Regions from separate parts of the Homo sapiens genome. Here regions 2 and 3 are each linked to region 1. A link is an interaction called in ENCODE POLR2A ChIA-PET data of the cell type or tissue named here. Cell type or tissue: PC-9. All regions are shown on one strand. Region 1 overlaps ZC2HC1C (zinc finger C2HC-type containing 1C). Region 2 has its middle 27 kb from the start of ABCD4. Region 3 has its middle 19 kb from the start of EIF2B2.

What was found. ChIA-PET counts read pairs that join two places held together with the same protein. Peaks named below come from ENCODE experiments on the same cell type or tissue, not always from the same donor. Only the 100,000 strongest peaks of a DNase experiment are listed, where the experiment ranks them.
Region 2: POLR2A ChIA-PET joins it to region 1 with 6 read pairs; 2 of 35 experiments call an interaction of 5 or more read pairs at or near these places.
Region 3: POLR2A ChIA-PET joins it to region 1 with 6 read pairs; 3 of 35 experiments call an interaction of 5 or more read pairs at or near these places.

Annotation. Positions count from the first base shown.
Region 1 is chr14:75,078,973-75,082,972 of GRCh38, forward strand. ZC2HC1C (zinc finger C2HC-type containing 1C) reads left to right here. Exons shown (of 3, transcript NM_024643.4): 3 at 1-1,016. It overlaps NEK9 (NIMA related kinase 9), which reads right to left. Exons shown (of 22, transcript NM_033116.6): 22 at 381-4,000. Among named protein-coding and RNA genes, the nearest start is that of ZC2HC1C, 11 kb to the left of the region's middle. In PC-9, no CTCF peak of the experiment used is centred here; no DNase peak of the experiment used is centred here.
Region 2 is chr14:74,274,023-74,278,022 of GRCh38, forward strand. No RefSeq gene overlaps it. Among named protein-coding and RNA genes, the nearest start is that of ABCD4, 27 kb to the right of the region's middle. In PC-9, no CTCF peak of the experiment used is centred here; DNase peaks (open chromatin) are centred at 1,349 and 1,729; H3K27ac peaks cover 1,855 bases.
Region 3 is chr14:74,981,681-74,985,680 of GRCh38, forward strand. No RefSeq gene overlaps it. Among named protein-coding and RNA genes, the nearest start is that of EIF2B2, 19 kb to the right of the region's middle. RefSeq lists an enhancer at 1-117. In PC-9, no CTCF peak of the experiment used is centred here; a DNase peak (open chromatin) is centred at 1,831; H3K27ac peaks cover 432 bases.

The DNA of each region.
Region 1 (4,000 bases):
TCTGCGAGAGTATTATCAGTTCAGATAGGAGTGAAGTTAGCACAACAGATAGAAATCTTAGGATTACTGTTCTGTATTACTCAAATTGTTAGTTTAAAATACTGGAGAAAAACTGCTCAATTTGAGCTAGTCAACAGGGCTAGACAGACAACAAAATCCTATTTTACTAAGTAACAAATGGCCACTCACTCTTGCTCCATTTCCACTGCACTCCAGCCTGGTGACCTAGTGAGACTCCATCTCAAAAAAAAAAAAAAAAAAAAGAAAAAAAAATTGGGCTAACAGATCAGACCAATTTGAAATGTGAGTTAAGGCTTTAGCGGTGAAGCTGCAGGACACAGGCTGGGAAAAAATCCTATATATTTAAATAGGAGCACACATTTCTTTGCACTCTTTTTAATTGTTCCAAAGGAAAGGAGGTATCACATAATAAAGCTTTATGGTTAGCCCCTTAAGGAAACCTCACACAGAGATAATGGATATTTAACCTAATAGGTACATTCCCTAGGCAAGTTCAATGAAATGTACACTTTAAGTGGGAATGTAAACCAGTACATTGCAATAGATGGCAAGAGTAAGCTGTGGCCAAGGTCACAAAATGGCAACATGTGGATTGCTTTGCTCCACAGATGTTTTATTTCGCTGGCCTAGCATTCATAATATGATCTGACATTTAAAAACTGGGATATGGAACATCTCTTGAAAAACTGGAAGTTCTGGAAACACTGGGCCAGCAACCCGCATGGCACAAATTGGGTGGGGTTTAGAATCAGATGCTCCTCCAGATGGGAATGGTAGCACCAGACCACTGCAGTCTCACTTGGCCTGCTTCACTTCTTTACCTTATCTGCCTGGTACCACAGGCACTTGGATTTGGGATCGCTGGATGTTAGTAAGGTCATAGATCCGGGCCCTCCAGAGAGAACAAATTGTTGTTATATGTGGGGAGTGCTTTCTAAAAAGGAAGCAGTTGTTTGCTCTCATTTTGCTAAAGAAATAAAACAATAGTCAATGCCTTAAGTGTTCCCTTTAATCTCTACATGTTTAGGCCTTGGTTATATTAGAAATATCTTTCAAGGCCGAGCATGGTGGCTCATGCCTGTAATCCCAGCACTTTGGGAGGCCGAGGTGGGCGGATCACAAAGTCAAGAGATCGAGACCATCCTGGCCAACATGGTGAAACCCCGTCTCTACTAAAAATACAAAAATTAGCTGGGCGTGGTGGCGCACACCTGTAGTCCCAACTACTCGGGAGGCTGAGGCAGGAGAATTGCTTGAACCCAGGAGGCAGAGGTTGCAGTGAGCTGAGATCGCGCCACTGCACTCCAGCCTGGTGACCTAGTAAGAATCCATCTCAAAAAAAAAAAAAGAAAAAAAAAAAAGAAATATCTTTCATCTTTTAAATTTATCTTGATCTGGTCTCTGGGAAGAGATAAGAACCTTTTTTTAAAAAAATCTGAATTTCTTCCTGGATAGCTCAGACGATGACAGTAAATGCATGCTGCTTCTTAATGTCTGTATTTTATACAACTTTATCCAAGAAATGTTTAGTGCAAGTAAACATTATAAAGTTCATAAGGTTACACCATAGGAGAAATTTCACGGGGAAACTCCTCATGTGGAAACTCATTTCATTAAAAATGTATGCAGATGTGCCGAGACAGTATTTCTTTTTTTTTTTTTTTGAGACGGAGTCTCGCTCTTGTCACCCAGGCTGGAGTGCAGTGGAGTGATCTTGGCCCACTGCAAGCTCCGCCTCCCGGGTTCACGCCATTCTTCTGCCCCAGCCTCCCGAGTAGCTGGGACTACAGGCGCCCACCACCACGCCCGGCTGATTTTTTGTATTTTTAGTAGAGATGGGGTTTCACTGTGTTAGCCAGGATGGTCTTGAACTCCTGACCTGCCCACCTCGGCCTCCCAAAGTGCTGGGATTACAGGCGTGAGCCACCGCGCCTGTCCTGCCAAGACAGTATTTTTTTTTTTATTTTTGAGATGGAGTCTCACTCTGTCGCCCAGGCTGGAGTACCGTGGCGCAATCTCAGCTCACTGCAAACTCCGCCTCCTGGGTTCACGCCATTCTCCTGCCTCAGCCTCCAGAGTAGCTGGGACTACAGGCACCTGCCACAACACCCAGCTAATTTTTTTGTATTTTTAGTAGAGACGGGATTTCACTGTGTTAGCCAGGATGGTCTCGATCTCCTGACCTCGTGATCCGCCCGCCTCGGCCTCCCAAAGTGCTGGGATTACAGGCGTGAGCCACTGCGTCTGGCCCGAGACAGTATTTCTTAACAGCAATGTATGTAATGCAGCACAGCACCTTCTGGCCAATGTTTGCTTTCATTATCAATTTATCACTCTCCACAGCTACACAGGTGGTAACAGAGATGTGACATAGTGGAGTTTTTCTCCCTAATGTTCATCATTCTGTGAGGTTTAATGATCAGCGTGTTTATTTCCACAGTTAATCATTGAAACAATAAATGATTTTTGGCTTTGCAGCAGTTAGGAACATGTTTTATAGTCCTGATTATAGCCCACTCTGCCCTGACCATCATGAATACTTTTTTGGAGGTTTAGGGATTTCATGTGAATGAATTTATTTAAAATGTATTCTTGCCCCTGAATTGTTCTATTATGAATGTTTGTGAACATATGGCAAGTGAAATGAAATTTTTTAGTGTACTTTTGCTTTAAACTTCAGTGAAATGCTCAGCCAAGAGAAGTTGTAACTTGGCTGTGCTATGCCAGGGAGACCAAATTCAGTTCAATCTCTTTGAAGGAAAAGTTTTACAAACCATAAACTGGCATTATCACTTGGAAAGGCCCCCACTGAGACTGAGGAGGTAGGTACAAGAAAGGATCATCCTTCTTTTAGTGGCTCATTTTTTCCCTCCCTCTGCACTTTCGGCACTTTTAGACATTTTTGGGAAAAAAGCTGTAGCAGCAGCAATGATTCTGCTGGCAAGAATAAGAAACTGGAGAGAAGCAAAGAATATTTCTGTGCAGATGTCCCTTGCATTGTTTCTGTTCCAAGAACATTATTTATATAAAGACTCACAGAATCAAAGATTCACGGAGGCTTAGAATCTGGATGTTTTATCCCCAGAGACTAAGGTCCATGCACAGGCTTACTGAAGCACAGTACTGATTAAGAGCTTAAATGTTTATTTAAAACAGAAATGCCAAACCACTCCACTCTCAACCTTTCAAGCAACCTGGCTAACAATAAACTAGTTCTTCTGCAACAATGTTAGAGCAGAGGAGTAACTCAGGTTATACTGTAACTCAAAAGCAATACTACTAGAAAACTTAAAACACCTAGCACTGCATAAAGAAAAAAAGCAGGACAAAATTTAAAGAGAATTAGCTACAGAAAACCATTCAAAGGCATTTCTACTGCCTCATCTTTTACTCCATCCCCCTTTGAACTGGTTTCTGTTTGCATACTTGTTTGGTGGGAAAAAAAATCATATGGCTGTCCCAGGCACAATATGGGAAAGTGCAAACTGTCTCTAAGGCACAGAACTTAGATTCTCAGCCAGATTAATAGCAAATCTAGACTTCCCAAGGGAATATGCTAGAGAAAATGACCACAGCGTTCCACTGCTAGGGAAAGGCTCCCCTATGAACAAGACCAGGGCACTCACCCACCCCCGGCACTCACTTTCACCCCACCTTCTCAGCAACCTGCCCATGTCCATCAGCTCCATGGCAGAAGCAATCCTCATGATGAACACCCAAACTGACCCAGCCTCTCAGGCCTGCTGAGATGATGAGCATGAGGATACAGGGACATGACAGGTCAATCGGTCCTCAAGAAAATCAAAGTTGCATTTACATGCTGAACCAAAACCCACTGTTACAGTTTATGACAACCCCCGCAAGTCCCCAGAACTTGCAACTTTAATCAAAGTTTGGCTGCTTCCCTTATTTCAAGAAAAGGTTTCAGTGATTACATTAGTACTAATGTACTAGGCTTCCCAGAACTGAGAAAACAATG
Region 2 (4,000 bases), 800 kb before region 1:
AGCTGGGTGCAGTGATGTGTGCCTGTAGTCCCAGCTTCTCGGGAGGCTGAGGCAGGAGAATCGCTTGAGCCCAGGAGGGGGAGGTTGCAGTGAGCCAAGATTGTGTCATTGCACTCTAACCTGGGCAATGGGAGTGAAACCCTGTCTCAAAACCAAAACCAAAACAAAAAAAGATAGTACCTGCAGGTTTTTCCATTGTAAAGTTAATGAGTATCATGTACTTATTAACAAGTATTTTGTGGGATGATGCTTTGAGACTATATAAATATCTTATTCCTCATCAAACTTTAATCCACTACTTTTAACATCTGTTGGTTCCTCTTGTCTGGCTTTTTAGTGGAGAATGGTATTTAGGTACCAAAATCTAGGCACAAGGTATGCTTACTGTTATTGTGGTACAGTTGCTTCTAGGCCTTCTCAGGGGACAGAGTTGGGAAAACACACTGTATAGTGCTTACAGGTGCACTTTATTATTCTTTTTAAATTTTTTAAAATGTTACTATTTTTTTGAGACAGTCTCTTGTACTGCTCAGGCTGTAGTGCAGTGGTGGGATGAGGCTTACTGCAGCCTCAACCTCCCAGGCTCAAGTGATCCTCTCACCTCAGCCCTGCCAAGTAGCTGGGACTACAGGTGTGTGCCACCACACCCAGCTAATTTTAAAATTTTTTGTAGGAAAAGAAAAATATTTAAATTTTTTGTAGCTCAATATGTTGCCCAGACTAGTCTTGAACTCTTGGCCTCAAGCAATCCTCCTGTCTTAGCCTCCCAAAGTGCTGGGATTACAGGCATGAGCCACTGTGCCCGGCCACAGATGCATTTTGAATATCCTGGCATGAAAGACTTCCCAGACCCCTTTTCTCTGACTGGAGGGGTCCAGGGTACTTTGATGTCCCCAAGCACATGTAGCTAATACCTCACTCACACCCCTGGAATGAACCTTTGAAATAAGCAAGAATTAGGCTTTCTCTAGTTTCAAGTCCAGCCTGCCCCCCACTATAAGCCACACACCCTTGCACTAGCTACTGCTTTTGTAAATGGGTTTGGGACAGTTTTTAATAAAGGCAGCATGTGCTAGAACCCTAACCAACGATTTATCAACATGGACACTAGACTGTCTACTCTTCTAAGTGCTAGGGGTATAGCAGTAGCAGTCTAGATTTCAAACACAATCAACTTACAGTGGGGGTGGGGGGTATAGTTATTCCAGAAAACCTAGGCTAAAGCCAGATGCTGCAATAGACAGTAGGATTTGGTTTTGATCCTCCCAGGAGACTGGGTGAAGTGGAAGCATGCTGATGACTTAGCATACTTCCAACTGAGTGCTGAGTAACAGAAGGCAGAGCTATCAGCCAGAGAGCATTCTGGGCTTCTGCCTATATTAGTCCGTGACTGCATAGTGGATGTGTGTCCAGAGTTAACCATAGCCCTGTGAGGCCACTGGCTGCATGTGGCTCCCTGGCCGTGGTACATCAGGATTAGAGGGGTGTGATGATGGCCACCCCCGTCTGTAACTAAAGGGAAACCAGACTCCTCTGGTGGTTCTATCTGCCTGGTGGGGTGCAGAGAGGGCTGTGGTTGAGCTTGGTGGCATGGTGCCAGGTCCCCTGGGACAGCACCATCTTTTCCACTGGAAGGGGGAGACAGATGGTAGGAGGAGTGTACTCTGTGGCTATGCTAGGAATGGAAAGTGCTCACCCACCTGACCACCCCTGGCAAAGCTGGGGGCCAGGCCCACTCTTCTCTGGAAGCTGCGGTTTGGCTAGCGAGTAGGGACAGATGTCAAGAATGTGGACAGACTGGCTGGGCGCAGTGGCTCACACCTGTAATCCCAGCACTTTGGGAGGCCGAGGTGAGCGGATCACTTGAGGTGAGGAGTTCAAGACCAGCCTGGCCAACATAGCGAAACCCCATCTCTACTAAAAACACAAAAATTAGCTGGGTGTGGTGGCGCCTGCCTGTAATCCCAGCTACTTGGGAGGCTGAGGTGAGAGAATCGCATGAACCCGGGAGGTGGATGTTGCAGTGAGCCAAGATCATGCCACTGCACTCCAGCCTGAATAATAGAGTGAGACTCTGTATCAAAAAAAAAAAAAATTACAGGAAGAATGTGGGCAGACAGAGTGAGCAGTGTGTGAGAAGACACCCTGGGCTGGGAGGACTGGCGTCAGGGAGAGGCCCTGGGGTACCTCCTGAGCAGAAGGGCAAGGGTGATCCATGTGTCCCTAGATGGGGAGGGCCTCCCCCAGACTCTCTAGGCCTGCCTTGGGGGAGCCGGTCAGACCATTTTGTTTTTTTTTTTTTTGAGACGGAGTTTTGCTTTTGTTGCCCAGGCTGGAGTGCAATGGCGAGATCTCGGCTCACCACAATCTCCACCTCCCGAACTCCCGACCTCAGGTGATTTGCCTGCCTCAGCCTCCCAAAGTGCTGGAATTACAGGCATGAGCCACTGCGCCCGGCTGGTCAGACATTTATTGAGAGCTCCCTATGCCTGAGGCTCCTTGCTAGCCCCATGTTTGACGACCAGGTCTGCTGCTGCCAGGACAGCTAGAGTGGGGCTGGAGTTTGGGGTATAGAAGTGGGCAAGGGCAGACACGGGAGCCTAGACCCCTGCAGGGGTGCCACAGGAGGGTAGCATGGGAGGAAAGGCCAGGCCTCTGACTCCACTGCTCACTCACCTGTCCCAGCGCCATCTCCTCATTCTGGGCTCCTGTCTGGACCAGTGCCTGGAGAATTCTGTCAGCCTCAAGACTTTCCCTGCCAGAGGCTGTTGGTGGCTACATTCAGCTTACCATGCTGGCTTGGTACCTGGAGTGCTAGGCCTGACTTCTTCTTGCCCAGTTCAAGCACCTAGAGGCCACTGGGGTAGAGTAAGAGGATGAAGAGGACTGGGGTGGGTGTGCGGGAATGTGTGGGGAGGGGCCTGGGGCTGGGCCACCCTGGGACGAGCGGTGTTGGACAGGAGCAGAGAGTAAGCTCGGAGCACTCATTTGGTGGGCTGCAGACTGAGAAGACTTGCTGGGGGCAGAGTTCTTGGGCTGGGACTGCTTTTTTTTTTTTTTTTTTTTTTCCGAGACAGAGTCTTGCTCTGTTGCCCAGGCTGGTGTGCAGTGGCGTGATCCCAGCTCACTGCAACCTCCGCCTCCTGGGTTCAAGCAATTCTCCTGCCTCAGCCTTCTGAGTAGCTAGAATTACAGGCACACGCCACCATGCCTAGCTAATTTTTGTGATTTTAGTACAGACGGGGTTTCACCATGTTGGTCAGAATGGTCTCGATCTCCTGACCTTGTGATCCACCTGCCTCGGCCTCCCAGAATGCTGGGAGTACAGGCGTGAGCCACCACACCGGGCCAGGACTGTTCTTAAAGCAGTAGGATGCTTTTTTTTTTTTTTTGAGATGGAGTTCCACTCTTGTTGCCCAGGCTAGAGTGCAGTCGTGCAATCTCGGCTCACTGCAACTTCTGCCTCCCAGGTTCAAGTGATTCTCCTGCCTCAGCCTCTCAAGTAGCTACAATTACAGGCATGCACCACCACGCCTAGTTTTGTATTTTTAGTAGATGGGATTTCACCATGTTGGTCAGGCTGGTCTCAAACTGCTAACCTCAAGTGATCCACCCGCCTTGGCCTCCCAAAGTGCTGGGATTACAGGCGTGAGCCACCATGTCCAGCCTGCAGTGGGATGCTTTCTGTCTTTGAAAAGGCACATGGAATCCAATCATGCTGGCAAACCTTTCTCCTCTTCCAGCTCCAGTGCCAGTTCTGACACCAGGTCCAGAGCTAGGGCCAGATCCGGTGTCAGCTCTACCATCAGCTTCAGCACAAGCTGTAGAGAGTGAGCCAGTTCTAGCACCAGCTCCAGAGCTAGAACCAGTTGTTGTGCCAACTCCAGAGCTACATTCAACTTCAGGAGCCAGCTCCAGATCCAGTGCTATCTCCAGAGCTAGAGTCAGCTCTAAAGCTGGAGTCAGCTCCAAAGCTAGAGCCTGCTCCGGCTCCTATGCC
Region 3 (4,000 bases), 97 kb before region 1:
ATTTCTCCGGCCCAAAGCCTGGACCCCTAGGAGCCGTCAGCACCGGGTTCCAGCTTGGGAGCCTGCGGGAGCTCCCATTCCCCACCCTTGAAGGGCCAGCTTCACCTGAAGGCTTCAACGGTGCTGGCTCCAGTTCCTCAGCCCTTTTTTTTTTTTTTTTTTTTGGCATTGGGTCTCTGGGACATCAGATTGTCCAAAACAAGACGACTTCATGATACTTGTTTTTCCAAAGAACACAGTCTGTACACAATCAGGCTTTCTGTGTGCAGCGTGGATCCCGCTGCCCCTGCCCTAGTCGCCCCATTCCTGCCCTAGCCAGATCCCTCTGGGACATGGAGTGTTCCTCATTCCCTGTGGCCAGAGGTCTCTGGCCTAGGGCTGAGCAAGGCTGGGCAGAGAGGGCAGAGCTGATCCCACCCCACAGACCATCACTGGCCCACAGTGCTTCCTTTTCTTCTCCCAGACTTGGGATGCCAGGAGAGCCCCTGGGAGAAGCAGCAGGACGTGGGAACCATCTAGAGCACAAGCTCTGGAGTTAGACCTGATTATGAATCCCAGCTCTACTGCACACCAGCTGTGTGCCTTAAACACAGTACCAAATGGAACCCGGTCCCTTGGTCAGCAAAACGGAGATAATAAAGGTACTTGTAGCACAGGGTTTGTGTGAGGGGTCAGTGGGCCCGGCCCATAGTAAACCCTCAACAGCTGTCATTTACATAGCTACTCCTCTGCATGGGGCTGGCTGGGCAGCCACTAAGGGGTCTGCAGAGTGGACCTAGGCCAGCCTTAAGCCACACCTGGGATAGAGATGCTGTACCCCCACCCCACTAGTTGCTTCCTTGCCCAGGCTGGCTCTCTCCCGAGCCACTCGGCTCCATGGCCATCAAGGATTTAAGACAGGGAGCTGCAGGAGTCCCTGAACCCTTGTTTGTAGAGCTCTCCACCTTTCTCCAGGGAGAGATGAGGCACAGCCCAGCACCCCAGGTCCTCAGGGCCAGGCCCATGGATGCTCAGAAATTTGCTGAATGTGTGGTGAGCAAAGGAAAAGCCTCTGGATTTCCTACCCTGCTCATGGAGGAGCAGTGGGCATGATTTTTCTGGAAAGTTTGGGGGGATATTTATCAAGAGACTGGGGAGTGTTTATCACTTTGAAGAGCAATTCTACTCCTGGGGTTCTCCCTTGGGAAATCACCTGAGACGTCAGAAGTCAGGCAGGGCCACAGGAGGGCCCTCCAAAAAATTTCTACCAAGATGTTTTTCTCGGGGCCATTTATAATAGTGAACAAACAAACCAAGCAGACAAAGAAAGTATCTCAGTATTTAAGAGTAGGATACTGGTGAAATACGTGCCATTCCATCTACGAGGAATGAAAAGGCAGCCCTAAAAATCATGTTTAGGGCCAGGCATGGTGGCTCACACCTGTAGTCACAGAACTTTGGGAGGCTAAAGAGGGTAGATCACTTAAGTCCAGGAGTTTGAGAACAGCCTGGGCAATGTGGCAAAACCCTGTCTCTACAAAAAATACAAAAAATTAGCTGGGTGTGGTGGCATATACCTGTAGTCTCGGCTACCTGGGAGGCTGAGGTGGGAGGATCACCTGAGCTTGGGAGGTCAAGGTTGCCGTAAGCTGTGATTATGCCACAATCATCCCAGCCTGGGTGACAGAGTGATACCCTGTCTTAAAAAAAAAAAAAGAATCATGTTGAGAAAAAAAATTTAATGACATGGCAACAGCTGAGTTAAAAAAAAAATCAGAGTATTTAACATCTGACAAAGTATAATCTTGAAAAACAGGTTATGAATGGATAAACAAAATGTGACACACAACAGAATATTACTCAGCATTTAAAAGGAAGGAAATTCTGACACATGCTGCAACATAGATGCACCTTGAAGCTAATATGCTCAGTGAAAGAAGCCGGACAGGAAAGGACAAATACTGTATGATCCACTTAGGCAAGGTACCTAGAGTTGCCAAATTTGGAGAGACAGAAAGTAGAAAAGTGGTTGCCAGGGGCTGGGGGGAGGTGGGAATGGGGAGTTAGTATTTCATGGGTACAGAGTTTGGGAAGATGAAAAGTCCTGGAGCTGGCTGGTGATGATGGTTGTAAAACAGTGTGAATGTACGAATGCCACTGTACACAAAATAATGGTTAAAATGGTAAATTTTAGGGCCGGGTGCGGTGGCTCATGCCTGTAATCCTAGCACTTTGGGAGGCCGAGGTGGGCAGATCACAAGGTCAGGAGTTCGAAACCAGCCTGGCCAATATGGTGACACCCCATCTCTACTAAAAATACAAAAAAATTGGTCCGGGTGTGGTGGCACACGCCTGTAATCCCAGCTACTCGGGAGGCTGAGGCAAGAGAACTGCTTGAACCCGGGAGGCAGAGGTTGCGGTGAGCTGAGATCGTACCTCTGCCCTCCAGCCTGGGCAACTGAGCGAGATTCCATCTCAAAAAAAAAAAAAAATAAATAAATAAAATTTTTAAAAAGGTAAATTTTATGTTATGTCTATTTTACCACAACTTTAAAAATAGCTTATGGGGAAATATGTCAAGATGTTCATAATGAATATTTTTGAATGAAGGGACTAGGGGTGATCTTGATTTCATTCTTTTTAGTTTCCAGCATTTTCCCCTTAGTAAATGAGATGTTTGGTTGTGTTTGTTCTTGGTTTTAAAGAAGCTTTCTCCAGCATCTCCCAGATGTGTGCGGGGGCTGGGCGAGCGGGGAGAGGCTGGGTCCAGCTGCAGTTAGAAACGAGGGAGGCCACAGTCATCTGGGGAGGGGTGGCTCAGAGAGGGCGTGGGGCTCCTAGGCTCCCCTAAACTCTCTCAGCCCTACTGGCTGGCCTCCTTCTCTGCCTGCCCTCTATGCTTGGGCCTCGCCCATGGGCCTCTCTCCCCAGGAACAGCTCTGTCACTAGCCTGAAGGGGCTGCCCTGGGCCTAGTGGGAATGTGGGCTCGGGGCTTTCTCAGACGGTCAGTGCCCTAGACGCCTTCCCGCTGCTGCTCCGCCCCATCCCAGCTGCAAAAACAACAGCCCATACCCAAAGCCCTGTTATTGCAGCCGAGAGTGGAGCCTCAGTGGACAGCGGAAGGAGTGGGGATGGGGCCGGCCAGCCCTAAATGGACCTGGGGCAGGGGCTCCTTGGGGAGGGGTAGAGTCCCCTCCTGCTCCTCCTGGGGAAGCCTGGCTCTGAGGTGTGTGGGGGAAGGCGCTTGCAGGGGCCTGTGGGACTTGGGGACTGAGGGTCAACTCTGCCAGTGGCCTCCCTGTCTCCCTGGGGACTGTGGGAGGTGGGAGCAAGAGGGGGGAGGAAGTAAAGCCACTTGGGAACCCGCTGAGCCAAGCCGTGGGCAGGAGGCGGCACCAGCGTGGCTCCCGGGGGGGCCAGGGCCAAGGCTTTCCCACGGAGTGTGACTGGCCACTGGGCTCTGCAGAGCTGTCCACCCCAGGCTGGGGCCTATGAGCCTTGGGAAGTTTCTGTGCTCTCTTCCCTTAGGGGATAGGGACTGGCGGCCCCGCATTCAGAACCCAGCAGGACTCTTCCTCTCCACTCCCCGGTGCCCTCAGGTGTGTGCCAGGCATCTTATCGAGGCTGGGGCTCGGCTCTCAGAAGCCTGACGCCCAGCTTCCTTGGCACCCATTCCACTTTCATCTGTCAGCTTCATACTCAGGGGGCAAGGAGAGGGACGCAGAGCTTCTATCACCAAGGTCCTGAAGGCTTTAGAGGCTGGTGGGAGCCTGGCCCCTGTCTGACCCCTCAAGGCCATTCCTCCCATTCTAACAAGAAGGATGTGGCCGTGGTGGAATTAGGAGGCACTGTGGCAGTCTCTGGAGACAGACACCCTGGGTTAGAACCTACACTTGGTCCCCACCAGTGGCAAGCCACTCAACTTGAGCCTCAGCTTCTTCTGCTGTAAAATGAAGATGTTAACATGCCTATGTTACCGTACAGAGCCCTGGGAGACTTCGAGGTGATTATAAAAAGTCT